Linked DNA regions of Mus musculus: region 2 is linked to region 1. A link is a loop called in an ENCODE intact Hi-C map of the cell type or tissue named here. Cell type or tissue: left cerebral cortex. All regions are shown on one strand. Each heading gives the region's core, and the rest is flanking DNA. Links, peaks and the distances in the headings are about the cores only.

Evidence for each region. A loop is a pair of places that touch in the nucleus more often than their neighbours do. Peaks named below come from ENCODE experiments on the same cell type or tissue, not always from the same donor. Only the 100,000 strongest peaks of a DNase experiment are listed, where the experiment ranks them.
Region 2: it touches region 1 in a loop (2.5-fold over the local background); 3 of 42 quality-filtered maps call a loop at or near these places.

What each region holds. Positions count from the first base shown.
Region 1 is chr11:51,987,521-51,997,118 of GRCm38, reverse strand. Ube2b (ubiquitin-conjugating enzyme E2B) reads left to right here. Exons shown (of 6, transcript NM_009458.5): 3 at 1,720-1,745; 4 at 5,636-5,725; 5 at 8,419-8,507. Among named protein-coding and RNA genes, the nearest start is that of Ube2b, 8.2 kb to the left of the region's middle. In left cerebral cortex, for the core only: no CTCF peak of the experiment used is centred there; a DNase peak (open chromatin) is centred at 4,542.
Region 2 is chr11:51,723,481-51,733,078 of GRCm38, reverse strand. Sec24a (Sec24 related gene family, member A (S. cerevisiae)) reads left to right here. Exons shown (of 23, transcript NM_175255.3): 7 at 1,174-1,276; 8 at 3,501-3,627; 9 at 6,485-6,594; 10 at 9,383-9,495. Among named protein-coding and RNA genes, the nearest start is that of Sec24a, 29 kb to the left of the region's middle. In left cerebral cortex, for the core only: a CTCF peak has its summit at 3,882; no DNase peak of the experiment used is centred there.

The DNA.
Region 1 (9,598 bases), core at 1,100-9,099:
AGATTGAAACACCCTGTAGGCAAATGCTCCATCCATCACTGGGCTGCACTCCTAGCACCTTTGAGATTCTATTGAGATAGACTCTTGACAAGGGTGGGGTTCAGCCTTTTGATCTAGCACTTAGAGGCTAGGGTCCAGGCTGCCTACTGAGGTCCTGTCTCACAAAAAAACAACAACAAAAAGATCTCCATGCATTTCTCAGACTTGGGATCTTCTTCCTTCAACATCCTCAGTGCTGGGAACACAGGCATAGGCTACCATATAATACCTTTTTAATTTCTTGTTTATCATTTGTGCGCAAGTGTGCACGCCTGCATGCTGGCTGACTGACTGTGAGTAGGTATCTATAACCCATAACACTTGGTGTAGAGGTAAGATGACAATTGTGTAGTCATTTCTCTCCCTCCATCATGTGTTCAAGAGATAGTATGGCGAGTAGTTCTACTTGCTAAACTGTCTTGCTAGCCCTGCACATCCTTTTTGATTTAAAATGTAAAAAATTTTTGATTATGTGTGTTTGTCTATATATGGGATTATGGGAATTTACCACTACAGCTAGTTATGGTATGGTATGATTTTACAGTCAACCCAGGTAATTGATTAAAAACTAGGGTTTGAAGGATACGTGTATAAGAGAGCAGGTGCCCATTGGAAGCCAGAGGCCAATGTCTGATGTCCTGAAGTTGTAAGCTCCCTGACATGGGTACTGGAAATCAAATTCCTGTAAGAGGTTTTTTCAAATATTCTTCATCAGTAAGCTGTCTTACAAGGATCTACACTTAACTAGGATATAACTAGTGGGGGATCTACACTTAACTAGTAGATAACTAGTGGGGTACTAAGAATGTAGCTAGCTCAGTGGTGGAGTGCTTGCCTTAACATTCCTGAAGTCCTGGTCAGTCATCTATAATCATAGCCCCTGGAAGGCTGAGGCAGAAGGATCACAATGTAGAAGCCAACCTGGGCTATTTATTTAGTAAGACCTTATCTCAAGAAAATCAAAATAGGTATACTGACTTATCCTTAATAAATCCTAGCACTCAGAAGTCTGAGGCAGGACAATTGCTGCATGGTTGGGCAAGCCCGGGCTGGGAGACTCGCATCCCCCGCTTTTTTTTCCCCCTGTGTATGTGTTATACCATCCTTTTTAAAATCTTAGTTTGAGATGGCCTTGCCAAGTTAGTCAGGCTGTGTATCTTAGGCAGTCCTCAAACTCTGACATCCTCTGCTTCTGCCTCCTGAGTCTCTGGGAATACAAGTGTGTGGTACCAGGTTCACTTGTAGACTCTTGGGTTTTTGTTTGTTGGTTGGTTTTGGTTTTGAAAACAGGGTTTCTCTGTGTAGCCACTGGCTGTCCTGGAACTCACACTGTAGCCCAGGCTAGCCTCAAACTCAAGATATCTACCTGCCTTTTCCTTCCAGTGCTGGGAATAAGGCATGTGCCTTTATTTGGGTGTGCGCTGCCACACTCAGCTGTACAGTATTCTTTTGCAACAAAATCATAGACAAATTTCCTTTCAAAAAGAACTTGAGCATTGAAAGTCCTTTGTGCTGCCTGAGTTCAAGCCACGGCTGTGGCAGTCTGACAGGTAAAGTTTATGCAGCTCTCAGGAGCAGGGTGAGCGCCGTCCTCCTAGTTCCCAAGTTATCCTTCCCTCCCTGAAGACAGAGAAAGAAGAGTAAAAAACTAATTTTAATCAGAGATCTTTTTGTTTTCAGACCAGAAGGGACACCCTTTGAAGATGGTAAGTAATTCTTATTATCTACATATTAAAAGGGTGCCCTTTGGTCAGAGACTCTAACAGTATTTGAAGACAGGCTCTACTCTTAATAAGCTCTTGGCATACTAAGCAAGCAAATGAAAACTTAGAGCTCATGGGGATCTTTTTTTTTGCACATCACCTTGGTCACCTTTCACCAGTTTTCCGTGTGACATGGGTTACCTATACAGCTGTAGGTCTAAGTGGTCTGTGTTACAAAATGGTTGATGTTTGGGCGGCCTAATAGAGGTGCTCCCTGGGCACTGCTACCAAGTGGGTAACTGTTTCCTTGCTTTCTTGTCTGCATTCATAAGGGTGTTGTAAAATTTTCCATTTCTTTTCTCCCTATTACTAGGGAATAAATCCAGAGCTTGGTATGTTCTAGGGAGGCACTCCACTGCCAGGCATCCCTGAGTCCTGAATTCAGAGTTACCAGTAGCTTCACTACTCAGCATTTAGCACCCAGAAACGTTGTGCAGTCATTTGCAGCTCAATTTGGGTCTAACAGGAGCCAGGAAAATGGGAGAATGATTCTAATCTGTAATCACAATTAAGTTTGTTAAGTTGACTTTAAGCAGGTACTGAAAGATTTTCCTTAATTATAGTGGATTAAAAAAAAATTAAACAGCTTTGCTGTAATTATCAGAATGACTTCAGAATTCATCTGTTCAGCATGTTTGACAAGAATAGTTACTGTGGCCAGGCGTGGTGGCACACACCTTTTTTCCCAGCACTCGGGAGGCAGAGGCAGGCAGATTTCTGAGTTCGAGGCCAGCCTGGTCTGCAAAGTGAGTTCCAGGACAGCCAGGGCTACACAGAGAAACCCTGTCTTGAAAAACCAAAAAAAAAAAAAAAGAATAGTTACTATGAACTATTTGTGAGAGAACCACCTGAAAACCTGAGAAGTGAGTGGTGCCGTTCTTGGACGCTAGGATATTAAGTACCTGTCGAAGAAAAGGAGGCCGGTCTAGCTGTAGGTCTTAGACAAAGATGCTGTAGAATAACCTAGCATCTGTATATTTGAGATGGATCTCACTGTAGCCTCTTCTGTAGGTCTAGACTCACAAATCCTCCTGCCTCTGCCTTCCAAATGCTAGGACTATCCTCTCTCTCTCACTAAACATGTATGCCCGTGTAGGGATGCGTACCACACTGTCACTTACTTACTTGTGAGTAGGCATGAGGAATCCCAGGAGCTACTGAATGATTGTGGCACACTTCTTTAACTATGTCAGGACTTCTCAGTTGTCCATTCCCAAACTCTTCAAGATGTCTTGAGTCCGCCATACAGGAGACCCTGTGGTCATCTTTAACTGTGTTGACCTTTGCATTGCTGATACAAAGGCAGCCTCACTAAGCTAGATCTGTACCTAAGGAATTGAGCATCTAAGAACGAGCCGGGACTGTGGCCCACACTGTGCTAACAGTGACTGTGTTCTTTGCATGTTAAGAGGACTTGGTGGTAGTTGAAATTGCTCGTCCTTACATGTGGATGCTCCTTAATACTGTGCTTTATGAAGGACCTCAGAGGCCTTCCACAGCAGAGTGGGTGCAGCTGGAGCCTAGAGCAGGAGCTGGGTTACTGGGAGTGTGTGCCTGGCATGACCTTGGGTCTGTCTGTAGATTTAAAAAAAAAAAAGACAAGACTTTAAAGTATAGCAGTTTAATTCTGCTGTACTTTACATTTTTTAATTTCTGTATATATTTTTAAATTACATTAAACTTGTAATTGAGTAAAGAGATGGTTTTTTGTTTTTTGGATTCCCCCCCCCATGCTCCATTGCAACAAACCAAAAAAAAAAAAAAACACAAACAAACAAACTTGTACAATATCAGACCTGTCTAGTTATCTGAAAGGGCTATGAAAATCCTTTTCAGTTACATATTGTGTGAGGCCATATTTTCTTCATGTACTGTACGTCAACTAAACATATTGTAACAGGTTGCATGTAGATAAGAGAACCCAGCTGTCCTCTTTAAACCAAACATGAAGAACTGTACAAATGCAGAATAGTAGTGTGCTTGTCACTAGCAAGTCTTTAAGTATGCTATTTAGTATTTCTCTTAAGTATATTATTTAAGCCGGGCGTGGTGGCACACGTCTTTAATCCTAGCACTTAGGAGGCAGAGGCAGGCGGATTTCTGAGTTCAAGGACAGCCAGGGCTACACAGAGAAACCTTGTCTCAAAAATCCAAAAAAAAAAAAAAAAAGTAAATGATTTAGGTAGGTTAATGTTATAAGGCTCGATTACGTCTTGATGAATTGGCGGGTTTTCCCAGGGCCTCTGTTTTGGCAGCTGGAGAATGACCCCAGGGTGCAGGCCAGTGCTCTCCACTGAGCTCCCAACCCGATTTACTTTATTTTGAGACAAGGTCCTGCAGAGTTGCCAGGTTGGCCTGGAACTTGACATCTTGTCTTAGCTGCCTGACTAGCTGGGGTTACAATATTTCCTATGCATCCCACCCCAGGCTTTTTATCTGCCTGCTATGCAAGTGTTCTATAACTGAGCTATGTCCCCAGCTGTCAAGTTAACGATTTCTGGTACAAGTTCCAGTAGGTTATTGGAAGCAGTCTGTACAGAAACATGAGTGCCAGTAAATCTCAGCTATGTGAATCTCAGATTTTTTGCAACCATTATTTTAATTAAATGCTATTTTTAAAAAACCAATGTTTTGGAAATCAGAAAGTGGTAATATTCAGGCCACAACATTGTTTTGTAACTTTGCTGCTGCTTGGTGCTATCTGGTTCTTGGCGATCTTGTGTCTGTTGCCATGGTGAGTTAATCAACGTCCACGCTGTTCTCAGTGCCGCTCGGTTTCATGAATCCACTTCTTACCCATAGTGGTACTGATACTGCTGAGTGGGCCTGAGAGCAAGCAGCTCAACTACCTCACATGCTTACTTGAAACTGTATAGTCCAGCTGTTGGAGGTTTGCTTATTTTTTTTTAATATAGTCCAGCTGTTTTTTGGTTTTGTTTTTTGTTTTGTTTTTTTTTTGGTTCTTCGAGACAGGGTTTCTCTGTGTAGCCCTGGCTGTCTTGGAACTCACTCTGTAGACCAGGCTGGCCTCAAACTCAAAAATCCACCTGCCTCTGCCTCCCAAGTGCTGGGATTAAAGGCGTGCGCCACCACGCCCGGCTGAGTGTGTATTTTTAAAATATTAGTAGCTAGGGCCCAGTTGCCTTTCAAAAATCTGACAATTGGGAGTGCTGAGATGGCTCAGAGGGTGAAGGAGCTCGCCCACACCAACCCTCACAACCTGAGTTTGAGTCCTAGAGCTCAGGTGAAGGTGGGAGGAAAGAACTGACTTCAGAACAACTGACCGCTGACCTCCACACATCCCAGCTGTGCTGCCTACCTGCCTGCACAGATCATACAATCAGTTAATCAGATGTGACAGTTGCCGCTTTCCACATTTCTTCCAGTAGCCCATGAAAGGGCTTATCCTCAGCTTTTTTTTTTTTTTTTTTTAAAGATTTATTTATTTATTTATTATATGTAAGTACACTGTAGCTGTCTTCAGACACACCAGAAGAGGGAGTCAGATCTTGTTACGGATGGTTGTAAGCCACCATGTGGTTGCTGGGATTTGAACTCAGGACCTTCGGAAGAGCAGTCGGGTGCTCTTACCTGCTGAGCCATCTCACCAGCCCCTGCTGAGCCATCTCACCAGCCCCTATCCTCAGCTTTTGACAGCATTGCTTGTTCATAGTCTATAACAGAAGTATTTTAGATATTTTATATGCTAAATGAGAGTTCTCGGGCTAACGAGTGTGGTTGTGCAAAATTTGATATAGAATTAAGAATTATTTGATGAAGGCATTTAAAAGTAATGTTTGTCTTTATTGTACTTTGGTTTGTTTTCTATTTAGGTACTTTTAAACTAGTAATAGAATTTTCTGAAGAATATCCAAATAAACCACCAACCGTTAGGTTTTTATCCAAAATGTTTCATCCAAATGGTAAGTAGCAGCCTCCTAGACTGTGTCAGAGATGGGATGAGGGCTGGGAGGGTTTGTTCCTCCCCGTGGGTACAGCTTATTCTTACAGTTAGGGCTAGTCTTCAAATACTGTTTCCACACCTGTGTTAGCTACAGTTTCATTGCTAGAATCTTAACAGGGTTCCATGTGTGAATTAAAGTAATTTAATAACATCTGAATTAAAAGTAATAAACATTTATTTGCTTAAAGAACACAAATTTTACCTGAAACTTAGCTTTTAAAAACCACACATTCAAGCCAGGAAGTGGGTAATCAGGAATTCAAGGTTGTTCTTAGAGACTTAAAAGCCAGACTGGACTGAGACCCTATCTCCCAAAACAAAATAAAATGTCTCAGTAGGTAAAAAGGTACTTCCCTCTAAGTGTGACAGCCTGAGTTCGCTCTCCAGGATGCTCATGATAGAACCAATTCCTGCAGGTTGTCCTCTGATCTCCACATGTGTTACTAGAGCACACATGCACATGTGTGCACACTCAAATGAGTAAAACAGCTAAATGATGGGATCTCATAGCCAGGCTGGCCTTCAGGTTGATGGATCCAAGGCTGACCGAGCTCAGGATCAGCTGCAGGGGCTTATGGGCAGGTGCCACCATGCCCAAAATCTGTGGTGCTAGGAATCAAACTGGACATTTACACAGTAGGCAAGCACTCCACAACCTGAGCTGCATGCCCAGTCTCGGGTTGACACACTCACATATAGAACGTACGCACCGTTCTACTTGCCAATTCCTGTTTGTTGGTTGATTTTTCAAGGCAACCCCGGCTGTCCTGGAACTTGCTTTGTAGACAGGGCTGGCCATGAACTCAGAGCTCTATCTGCCTCCTGAGTACTGGGATTGAAGGTGTGCTCTAGCACTGCATTACACAATTACACTATATTACAAAAGTACAACACATTAAAATTACACAGTTCAGTAGAGTTTGGGTGTAGTCACAGACACAGCAAAACTATGAATGTGGCTGCCTTCCTTTTCTCTTGTGAGACACAACAAATAGTCTGGGCGCTTTGTTTTAATGGGTTCTTAGCGCACACTGCCCTGACTGACTTTTCACCTATATCTACGTCTGTCTGTGGAGATAATTGTAGCTGTACTCCGTCTCTACTGCTTGAATAATATTTTACTATTTGGATGGATTCTGTTTACCTGTGGATCAGTTGATGGACATTTAGATGCAAGTTTCTTTTTGGTATCTAAAAAAATCAAAACTAGTTCAAGATTTTATTATTATCAAATGCTTTTTTTTTTCTTCTGGCGTGTATGCCATTTCCTTCTATAGAAAAGATGAGAGGTGGCTGACTCACGCTCTCAGGCCAGAAGGTCTGAACTGAGGCTAACTGTTAGCACAGAGAAGTGAGGCCAGGAGGGTAGGCAAAATTGCCCAGAGGGGTCTAACAGGGATGGAGCGTGGAGACCCTAGGATTTACACCCGCACTCGCACTCACACACACGCTCTTTCTCCCTCGGTCCTGTTTTCCATGGAGAATATCCTGGTTCTGAGGCTTTTCAGTTTGGCAAGATTGCCAGAAGTGGAACATGCTTGTAATCCCAACACAATCTCTGGGAGGTAGAAAGAGGCAGGAGGGAGGGTTAGAGCTCAGAGCTGTGCTAGACTCAGCAGGCCTGGACTACACGACACTTCTAAAAGAACGAAGCCACACTCAACGGCAATGTCTGTAACATTGGCCTAAGGGTTTGAGTGTTGACTTCATTCATTCTTTTTCTTCTACTTGTGTGTAGCTAGGCGATTCAGGGATCGGATGCTCATTATAAGGGTAAATATCAGCTATCAGTCTTAGCTGTAAATATTTTGACATTAATTTTACAAATGTCTGTGTCCTCATTTAGTCAAAGTGAAGGTATTTATTTATATAATTTTTTAAAAAAAAATCAAAATATGGAACCTACTGGATAATTTTTAAGCATTTTTTTTTCAGGTAGAGGCAGGCCAATCTCTGTGAGTTCAAGTCCAGCCTGGTCTACATGGTGATTTTCAGCTCAGCCAGGGCTATAATAGTGAGAACCTGTCTATAGAATCAAAAACTCCTTAATTTTGTGGCAAACACAGGAGATAGGTGGCATTTTTGATGGCTATAAATAATGTTCCTTGAATGTGTTGTTATTTACTATTTTTGTGATGCTGGGAACCCAGGACTTTGTCCATGAGTATAATTAATTGCTCTACCACCAAGCTGCACCTCCAGTCGTGAGTGCCATAGTTTAACCAGACTTTTGGACCATAAGGGAGTTTGCTCTTTTTTCCTCATAGATTATGCCGTTGTGAAAGTCCTACAAGTAAATCTCTATATTCATGATAATCTGAGAATCATCTCTAGAAGTGGGTCTTTTTCAGGATCTCTATTTGAGGCTTAAGAAAGGTGGAGTAATCTTGGTTTGGGTGCTGGGGAGTGAGCCCAGGCCTGCACATGTGAAGCAGGCACGCTACCACTGAGCTACAACCTTGGACCCAAAATGTGGTAACGAATGTATGGCAGGCTTCAGAAAAATTTCCCTCAGCCTTCCAAAAATGCCACGGGTAGTGAGGCGGACGTTCCTTTCAGGACAAGCTTCCCTGTGAAACAGAGTTTAGTGTGTGCTGAAGAGCTCTCACTGTGGCACGAGAGTTGCTTGTAACTAACTGTGTTGTTTTGCAGTGTATGCTGATGGTAGCATATGTTTAGATATCCTGCAGAATCGATGGAGTCCCACATATGATGTCTCTTCCATCTTAACTTCCATTCAGGTAAGATTAAATGCATCACAACTTGATATTCTTTGGGATATAACCAGTTATTTAGAACCACCTGCCAGCACCAAGTAATTAATGCATGACTTCGACAACACCCTGACTGCTCCACACTTTATATTTTCTTGTTTTGTTTTTGAGGCAGGGTTTCTCTGTGTAGCCCTGGCTATCCTGGAACTCACTTTGTAGACCAGGCTGGCCTTGAACTCAGAAATCCGCCTGCCTCTGCCTCCCAAGTGCTGGGATCAAAGGCGTGCACCACCACACCCAGCTTGCTCCACACTTTAATTAGTTGACATATGAGATCTAATCCACAGCTTGCCTTTTTGGAGGGCAGAGGTCTCTTTTTGCTCAGGCTGATCCACAGAAGACTGTCTCTTCCCAAATGCTGCAGATCCAGGCATGTTCCACCATGCCTATTCACAACCTGTTTTCTTGTCATATGTCCACATTCTCACAAGTGAGACTTACTTGTGCCCATGTAGTATCTTGGGGAGAAGTAAAGTGATTGCTTAGAAAACCATAGGGACCTCCAGGAACTGCCAGGCAAAGACCCTGTACCTGTGTCGTTCCATTCAAGAAAGAGGTGCAGTAACTGTGGGTTCATGTGTCTAGGGAGGCTGACAGAGCTGTACTGATTTGAGAAGAGCAAAAAAAAAATGTTAATGTTGTCCATCTTTGTGAGTCTTTTTGCCTACTGCTCCACTCATCTCTGGGGAATGTCATACTACATCACTGAACCTTGTTCATATCTGATTCTCACTACTTCTCTGTCTATCCTGCTTTCCCTCTGTCCATCTGTCCAATCCCTGTGTGTCTCTAATCCCCACCCCTGTCATAGTCCACTTCTGATCCCATGTCTCATGTATTTAAGATAGGATCTACATATGAGAGTGAGGTTTTTATTTTATTTTATTTTTTAAACTTAGGAATTATTTTTTTTCCTTTTTAAGGTTTATTTATTTATTATATGTAAGTACACTGTAGCTGTCATCACACACTCCAGGCAGAAGAGGACGTCAGATCTCATTATGGATGGTTGTGAGCCACCATGTGGCTGCTGGGATTTGAACTCAGGACCTTTGGAA
Region 2 (9,598 bases), core at 792-8,791, 260 kb after region 1:
TGTGTCACCTCTAAGCCAGCCAATAGCATGGCAGCTTGTATATGAGTTGCAGCTTGCCTTGCCTGACCTGGTGTTCTCTGTTGACTGGAACTTAAAGAGAAAAGGGGGAGGGAGGAAGAGAGTGGGTTTATGTCCCTTGAATTGCTTGTTGCTTTTATTAGCTCTAATAAGACTTATATTTATGATCATCAGTGTAGTTATATTCCAGAAAACAGGGATTAGGTTTGTTTGTTTTGAGAGAGGGTTCTGTGTGTAGCCTTGCTGTCCTGAAACTCTGTAGACTCGGCTGGCCTCGAACTCACAGAGATCTGACTGCCTCTGCCCCCCAAGTGCAGGGATTAAAGACATGTACCACCAACACCCTGTCTGGCTTCAGACTTTATTTGCCTTGACTTAGTCTCCCAGATTTGAAGACATTATACACTGTATTCCATAAATAATTTAAATGTATGTTGTAAAGACTTAAAAACTGTACAACTTGTAATTTTGAAATAATATTTTTAAAAGCTTTAGTAAGACTGCTCTTCAACAAACTTTGACTTGGTGTGGTGGTCTAAGTGCCTCTGTAGTCCTAGCTGTTTGGTAGAGTTGTAGGAGAACCACTTGACCCAGAAGTTCAAGACCAGTCTAGGTAGCATAGCAAAACCTATCTAAAAAAAAATAAATATGTTAAGTAATTAATTGATTGTAAAAGGTATTTGTTTGAGGATTGAGTCATCACCTGCTAATATCAAGGTAAGATTAATTATTAGTCCAGGCTATTGTACCAGGATGAACCTATTCTTTTTGTTTCTTTGTTTTTTGAGGTTTCTCTGTGTAACGTCCCTGGAACTCAAAGAGATCTGCCTGCCTCTGGCCTCTGCCCTCTGCCCTCTGGCCTCTGGCCTCTGCCCTCTGCCCTCTGGCCTCTGGGTGCTGGGATTAAAGGTGTGAGGCACTGCTGCCCAGCCTATGGTTAGTTTCTTGAGACCTAGTCTCACTGTGGTAGATGCTGGATTCATAGTTATGTGTGGTCACGCATGGCAATTTAAATATTTTAATAAAACATTTAAAAAAGGTCTATATTCATTTGTAATCTGATCTAATCCCAAGAGTATTGAGATAGGCACGGTTTATCTTTTTTCTGAAGCCGTGAGCGCAGCGGCAGCTGACATACGCTGTTCTGTCTTACAGGTTGTTCCGATGCACGCTGACGAGTGTCCCTCAGACTCAGGCCTTACTGAATAAAGCCAAGCTTCCTCTGGGGCTGCTGCTCCACCCCTTCAAGGACCTAGTGGTATGCTTCTTTGTGTGTGTGTTTTTGTTTTTTGAGACAGGGTTTCTCTGTAACAGCCCTGACTGTCTTGAAGCCTTCTTTGTAGGCCAGGCTGGCCTGGAACTCACTGACATCCAGCTGCCTCTGCCTCCCGTGTCCTGGGATTAATGAGACGAAAGGTGTGTGCCACCACAGCCAGCCCAGTGGTATGCTTCTTTAGAGTAGATGTGAAAATTATCTAAGTGGTGAAGTATTTTTGCAACAATGTAAGAATGAATATAAAGTCTGATATATGACAGGGTTCTTTTCCTTTTTTAATTTCTAATTTAATCAACATTTTTATTACAAGTTAAAACAAGGAAAGTGAAATATTACTGAGAAATCCAAGGGATGCTATGTACGTAGGCAGAACTGAAAAGATGGATGCAGGTACACACTTGCGATTCCAACACTTGGGACTGACCGACATGGGTGGATTTTGAGTATTTATCTAAGTTGTAAATTACCATTAAAATAGTTTCTCCTAGCTTCCTGACTCTGCTGCTCCTGGAGTAAAGTCAGCTGCTCTAAGAAGTTGCTGCCCACACATTTATAAATAAAATAAAATAAAGTAAAATAAAATAATTGTTCCATAATCTAAACAAATGAAGATCACTTATGTCCTAAATCTCCAGAACCTAAACATGTGATCACATGCCCTTGAGTATTAGTGTGGTCAGACTTTATTGTTTGATTGGTTGGTTTCAGTTGTGATATTGGGGATTATAATGAGGGTCTCATGCATGCTAGACCGGTGCTGCACACCTGAGTTAGACTACCGAACTCCTTTATTGACTTCCATTTATTTGCTTGAAGATGCTGTTTTGCCATGTAATAGCCCTGGCTGGCCTGCTGCTTGTTATATAGCTCAGACTGGCCTTGAACTGTTAAGAATCCTCCTGCCTCAGCCTTCAAAGTGCTAGAATTACAGGTATGGGCAACAGTTCTCAGCTTCCCTTATTGAAGTATTTTAATATGAAGAGTGAAATTTTTATTTTTTCTTTTCATTTTCTTTTAAAGATTTATTTATTGTTAGGTATGTGAGTACATTGTCACTGTCTTTAGACACTCCAGAAGAGGACTTCGAATCCCAATATAAATGGTTGTGACCTACCCTGTAGGTGCTGGGAATTGAACTCAGGACCTCCAGAAGAGCAGTCAGTGTTCTTAACCGCTGAGCCATCTCTCCAACTCTATTTTTTATTTTTCTATTGTTTCCTTTTGTATGCTGTAGCTATATGAGTTCAAATGCATGCAGATGGAGGTAAGAACAGCTTTTGAGAGTCAGTTCCCACCTTCCAACCTTACTGAGACAGGGTCACTCTTGGTTCTGCTATGCTCTGAACTCTGGGCTAGCTGGCCTAAGAATTTCCTGGTGATTCTCCTGTGTTTCCCTCTTACAGCGCCCCTACCCCCCCCCCCCCCCCGCCCATAGGATTGGTGAGGTAATAGATGCTGCCACACCATCCTGTTTTTGACATGGGCTTTGGGAATCAAACACAGGCTGTCAGGCTTTTACTGCAAAGTGCTTTGATCTACTGAGACAGATCCCTGACCCAGAACTGTTAATATAGATGATAACCCTTGAAGACTTTTTAAAAATGGTTTTTCAGACAGGATTTCTCAGTGTAGACCTGGCTATCCTAAAATTCACATTGCCTACCAGGCACAGAAAGTTCTGCCTCCTCCCAAGTACTGGGATTAAAGGTGTGGGCCACCACCACCCAGCTAGTTAAGTAGACCTCTTAAAGTTTAATTCTGTAAGAGTTTCATTTTTCATTGTTTTAGAATGTACTTTCTTTCCTTGGAACTGAGACAGGAGGATTATGTGAGTTAAGGAGTTGGGAACTAGACTGGGCAACATGATGAGACCTGTATAATAAAAAGAGAGTGCTGTCCCTGAAAATGCCTTGTACCATGTACCCCCTTGATTCTGCAGTGAGAATGTTTAATGAAAAGAGGAGTAGTTTTCTAATAGATACATTTTCTTGTGGATACTACCCACTTGTGGTGTTGGGAAATTAGTTCTTGCTCTGTAGCCCAGGCTGGCCTCAGACTTATTGCTGCCCTCCTGCATCTTGCTCTAGCATAGAGACCCTATGTGTGAGCCTCAGTGCCCACACTTTTTGTACTAGGATTTACTCCGAAGGTAAAGGAAGAGATGGATTAACTCCTTAGCTCCATTTTTTTGGTTTGTTTTTTCCAGCAGTTGCCCGTGGTCACCTCCAGCACAATTGTGAGATGCCGTTCATGCAGGACTTACATTAACCCTTTCGTCAACTTCCTTGATCAAAGAAGGTGGAAATGTAACTTATGTTATCGAGTCAATGATGGTACGATTCTTTAAAATGTTTAACATTTGAAGCAAAAAACCATATTTTTGTTTGGGTGGTACACACTTTTAATCCCAGCACTGAGGGTTGGGGAGCAGGGGGAGTGGGGAAGGGATAGAGGATTTTTGGAGGGAAAACTAGGAAGGATGATAACATTTGAAATGTAAATAAAGAAAATACCTAATAAAAAGCCATCTAGGGGGGCTGGAGAGATGGCTCAGCGGTTAAGAGCACTGACTGCTCTTCCGAAGGTCCGGAGTTCAAATCCCAGCAACCACATGGTGGCTCACAACCATCTGTAATGAGATCTGGCACCCTCTTCTGGAGTGTCTGAAGACAGCTACAGTGTACTTAAAGCATACAATAAATAAATAAATAAATCTTAAAAAAAAAAGCCATCTAGGTGCCTATATATATATATGTGTGTGTGTGTATGTATGTATGTATGTATGTATGTATGTATGTACTCATAAGGTAGAGGCATGTAGATCTCTGAGAGGCTGGCCTGGTCTACATAGAGAGACCCTGTCTTGAAAAAGCCTGTAATCCTAGTAGCCACTAACAAGTCTGATAGTAATGATGAAAGCCTATTTAAAAAAAAAAAAAAAAGCCCTTTTATTTATTTGGTATACAGATAACCAGGTATTTAGGTCAGATAGATAACACTAACTTTTTTTTTACACCTTTATACTTAGAAATACATATATACTTTGGGGGCAGGAATTGATAATTATATTTTCGAGATGATCTTTTACATTTATTATATTGAACATATAAATGGGATAGTTCACAGTATGGTTTAAGATTTTTGTTTTGAGGCCGGGTATGGTGGTGCACGCCTTTAATCCCAGCACTCGGGAGGCAGAGGCAGGCGGATTTCTGAGTTCGAGGCCAGCCTGGTCTACAGAGTGAGTTCCAGGACAGTCAGGGCTATACAGAGAAACCCTGTTTTGAAAAAACAAAAACAAAAAAAACAAACAAACAAAAAAAGATTTTTGTTTTGTTTTATTTTGAGCTAGTCTCAAGTGCACTTAAGGATGCCCTGAACTTCTGGGACCTCTTTCTTCTACCTACTGAGTGCTGGTGTTCTAGGTGTATGCTGCTGGTCCTAGTTTATGAGATGCTGGAGGTTGAGCCCAGGACTTCCTCCGTGTTAGGACAGCACTCTGCCAGCTGAACTATCTCCAGCCAGAAATTTTTTTTTTTTTTTTTTTTTTTGTTTTTCGAGACAGGGTTTCTCTGTATAGCCCTGGTTGTCCTGGAACTCACTTTGTAGACCAGGCTGGCCTCGAACTCAGAGATCCACCTGCCTCTGCCTCCCGAGTGCTGGGATTAAAGGCGTGCGCCACCACGCCCGACCAGAAATACTTTTATTTTGAAATTATTTTGTGTGATTTTTTTTTCCTCCTAGGATAAAAGAAAATAGGTATAGAGTAATGGCTGCTTTTTGTCACTCACTGCTGTTGAACAGACTAGGACGGTACTCGATTAGTTGAATACAGTGTGATCAGTAACTGAAGAGGTGCTCTCTCTCAGTAACTACTTTATAATTTATATTTTAAGATATCATATAACCAACAGCTCTCTGTTTGAATTCTTAGCACTTGGGAGGCAGAGACAGAAGGTCTTCCTGAGTATTTTACAGAGAATTCAAAGCCAACCTGGGCTGCCTCCATAAGACCTTGACTCAAAAAGGCAGAGAGAAGGGAAATTTTTAAATGTCTTTCTGGAAAAAATCAGGAAAAAAAAGTCGTGTTAAGTTCCCCTTTAAAATCTGAAGTGTATGTGCTGCAATGCACAAGTGGAGTTGTGATAAAGGTTGTAGCCTCCTGCATATCCTGTGGAGCTACTGAATGAACTATAGTTTCAGCCTTTGAGTACATAACCATTTTAGGTTGGTTGTGGTGGTTGTGGTTTGCTATTTTCTTTATCGTGTGTGTGCGCGCGTGTGTGTGTGTGTGTGTGTGTGTGTGTTGTGAGGTAGGGCATGTATGCCACAATATGCACATGGAGGTAAGAGGACAACTTGGTAGGAATCAGTTCTCTCCATCCAGTGTGGGTGCCAGGGATCAAACACAGGTTAAGCATGACAGGAAGTACACTTACCTGTTGAGCCATTTGCTGGACCTTTGTTTGATCTTTGAGACAAAGACTACCACTGTACTCCAGGTTGGCCTGGTATTTGTTGCTCTCTAGCTTAGTCTGGCATCTAACTTGGTGGTGATCCCCTGGCCCAGTCTTTGACGTGGTGCAATTACAGGCATGCACCACCTCATGGATTTGTTTGTTTGGAATTTTTTGACTCCCCCAGCCTAAGGATTTTAATCTTTAAACAATTACTGGGAAACTAGGTTCAATGACAGCTAATCCCTAATATACTCTGAGCATAGTGAATTACAGGTTCAATTCACTGAGGCACTTGGTGTTGTACAAAAGCAATTGGTGCTAATAAAGCTTGTTGCTGATCCCTCATGGCTTTACCTTGAAACAGTTGCACCTTGACTGTCTGGGAGCAGCCTTCTGGGTCAAAGGTCAACTTCTGTACAGTTGGGAGATTTCTGAAAAACAACTGGCATTTGTTGAGTTTTTAATCATCTTTTCAAGCTTATTTGGAAATGAGCCGTAAGGATTTAGCCAGGACACTGGGTGCTGGGAACGTCACAGTGATTGCAGTTGTCTGCAAAGCCTCTTGCTGCCGTATATTATAGGAGGAGTTTAAATAGAACCCTTTTAAAAATTCAATTTGTTCCTTTATTTTTAACCAGGTTTAAATTAATTACAACACCTAAATTAATAAAAATCAAAATGTAAGTTATTGAATTAATCCTTTTTTTAATCATTTTTTGTTTTGCACCAGTTCCTGAAGAATTCATGTACAACCCTTTAACCAGAGTTTATGGAGAACCTCACAAAAGACCTGAAGTCCAGAATGCTACTATTGAGTTTATGGCTCCTTCAGAATACATGGTAAGCTCCCTTTTTTTTTCTTTCTAGAGCAGGGTGTGTTGGTTGTTTTGTTTGTTTGTTTGTTTTTGATGTACTATGTAGCTGTGGTTTTTCTGGTAGTTGCTGGTTAGCTAAGGCTAGCTTCAAAGTTCCTATAAATCTGTTTTAGACTTCCAAGTAATATGATTACTATTGCAAGCCATACCCCAAGCCATCACACTGCGATTTAAAATTATATAATATCTTTTAACAAAGTTCTCTTTCTTAGCTGAGAAAGTATTTGTTCACAAAGTAGAAGTGCTTGCTATGCAAGCCTGATGACCTGAGCCCCTTCCCAGAACCCACACAAAGCTGCATTGGGAGCACCTGGTCCTGGTACCGGCACACGCACACAGCATACACATATGTCATGCACACACACACGTGCAGTTAGGTTACAGTGTTCAGAGCGTAAAGTTGCATGGGAAGGTCTACTTCAGTGTCTCATCTATAGCAAGAAACTTGCAGCATGATATTGGGATCATATTTATATCTCAGTTAAATCAGACTTCTGTGTTTTATAAATAATGCTATGTAATCTCAGCATTCAGGAGGTAGAGGCAGGAGGATTAGTTCAAGCCTGAATTACACTGTAGTTAGGCCAGTGTGGACTGTATAAAATCGTCTTCAAAAACAAACAAAAAATGGGCTGAAGATATGTTAGGGGTTAAGAGCTTTGGGGCTGGAAGGATGACTCAGGAGTTCAAGAGCACTGGCTGCTCTTCCAGAGGATGCAGGTTCAATTCCAGCGTCCACAAGGCAGCTCACAACTCCCTGTAACTCTATTTCCTGGGGGTCTGACACCCTTATACATTCACACATGCAGGCAAAACACTAATATACATAAAATAAAAATAAAGAAGTCATTAACAAAGAGGGTAGGGTTAAGAGCTCTGACTGCTCTTGCAGAAGACCTAAGTTCAGTTCCCAGCACTCATGTGGCAGCTCACAATGTCCTATAACTGTGGTTTCAGGGGATCTGAGGCCCTATTCTGGCTTCTTTGTGCACTACATACAAGCAGTGCATGTATGTACATGCAGACACTCACAAATATACATAAAGTTAAAAAAAAAAAAAGCCCAGGTCTCTTGAGTTAGATACTCTTTTACTGAGCCTTAATTGCATTTAAGCAAAAAGGAATATGAAAATGATGCTAACACGTAACACCAGCTTGACTTGTCTAATGAGCATATTTCTTTCTTCTTCTGTGTGTGTGTGTGTGTGCGCGAGCGCGCGCGCACGTGTGTGTGCATGTAAGCCAAAGATCAGCCCCTGTATCATGTCTTCTTCTGTGTGTGTGTGTGTGTGTGTGCGCATGTAAACCCCTGTATCATTTCAGCCCCTGTATCATGCCTCGGGTGCTATCCATCATATTAGTAGCTTTTTGTTTGAATAAGGTCTCACTATGTAGTTCTGACCTGTCCTGGAACACTTGAGACCAGACTGGCCTTGAACTCATAGAGATCTACTTGCCTCTGCCTCCTGAAAGAAGCTAGGATTTAATGCATGTATCACTAAGCCACCCACCTTGGTTTTTTTGAGACAGGATCTCTCATTGACCTGGGAGTCACTGATTAGGCTAGGCTCACTGCTTAGAGAGCCCAAGGGTTCCTCCTTTCTCTGCTTCCTTAGCCCTGGCTACAAACTCATGCCCAACCCAGACTTTTCACATGGGTTCTGGAGATTAAATTTGGATCCTCACACTTCTCTGGCAGCACTTCAAGTGAGATATATATATGTGTGTGTATGTGTATGTATAGGTATAGGTATAGATAGTTGTTTTGTTTTGTTTTAACCTGTATGTGAGATTTAGTCTCTTTTACTATGTAATTTATAAGGGGTCAATCTTTTTAATTGAGTCACTGAAGTTATTAGTAATAGTTCTCTGTCAAATTAAAGTTAAAGAACCCAAGCATCTGCTGGGTGTGGTGTTACACAACTACACAACTTTAATCCCAGCACTCGGGAGGCAGAGGCAGGTGGATTTCTGAGTTCGAGGCCAGCCTGGTCTACAAATTGAGTTCCAGGACAGCCAGGGCTACACAGAGAAACCCTGACTCGAAAAACCAAAAAAAAAGAGAAACGCATTAAAGTAGAGGAGGAGGAGAAGAAGCGAAAAAGAAGAAATATGCTTAGTAGACAAACCATACATAAATGTATATGTTATCAAATAATTATGAAGTAAACCAGTTGTGTTAGTACTATCTGGATCAAGGCTGTAACATCAGTTGCTACAGAGCTAGCTCGGGGGTTAAAAGCACTGGTCGACTTCCAGAGGATCTAGATTTGATTCTCAGCACCCACATGAGAGCTGACGACCATCTTGTAACTCCAGTTCTAGGGACTCCAGCATCCCCTTCTGCCTTCCAGGTTGTGTGCACATGGTACACAACAAAACACCCTGCACATTAGAGCATTGCCAACACTGCCAGCAGCCCGTGATAGCATGTGTTCTTTCCTGCCTAGAGAAGTCTCTTCTGAGCTATGCCAGACACTTGTCTTTCAGTTTGAAACGGATAGTATCTTCAGATGAGCAGTTTGTGTTTCCAGAGGTATGTAGGTGTGTTCTAAAGGCTGCTTTCATAGGTTAGCTTAGGTCTTACTGAGCCCCTGTGTAAGTGGGAAGTGCATCTGTGTTCAGGGAAGTGCTTCCATCTGCTGCCTCCACTTTATAATCTGTATGTAGTAATTTTGTTGTATGTGACCCCATCATGTAAATACAAATTTAATACTGTTGGATATATTTAATTGAACTCTTTTTCCTTCTAGTTACGACCACCACAACCTCCAGTGTACCTCTTTGTATTTGATGTATCTCACAACGCAATAGAAACTGGATACTTGAATTCAGTTTGCCAGAGTTTGTTAGACAATCTGGATCTGTAAGTGTCTTAACTCAGCTTAATTTGAAACAACTAGTGTCTTCAAATGAACACTTAGGTTTTTGGGAGTTTGTTTGTTGAGACAGGGTTTCTCTGTGTGGCC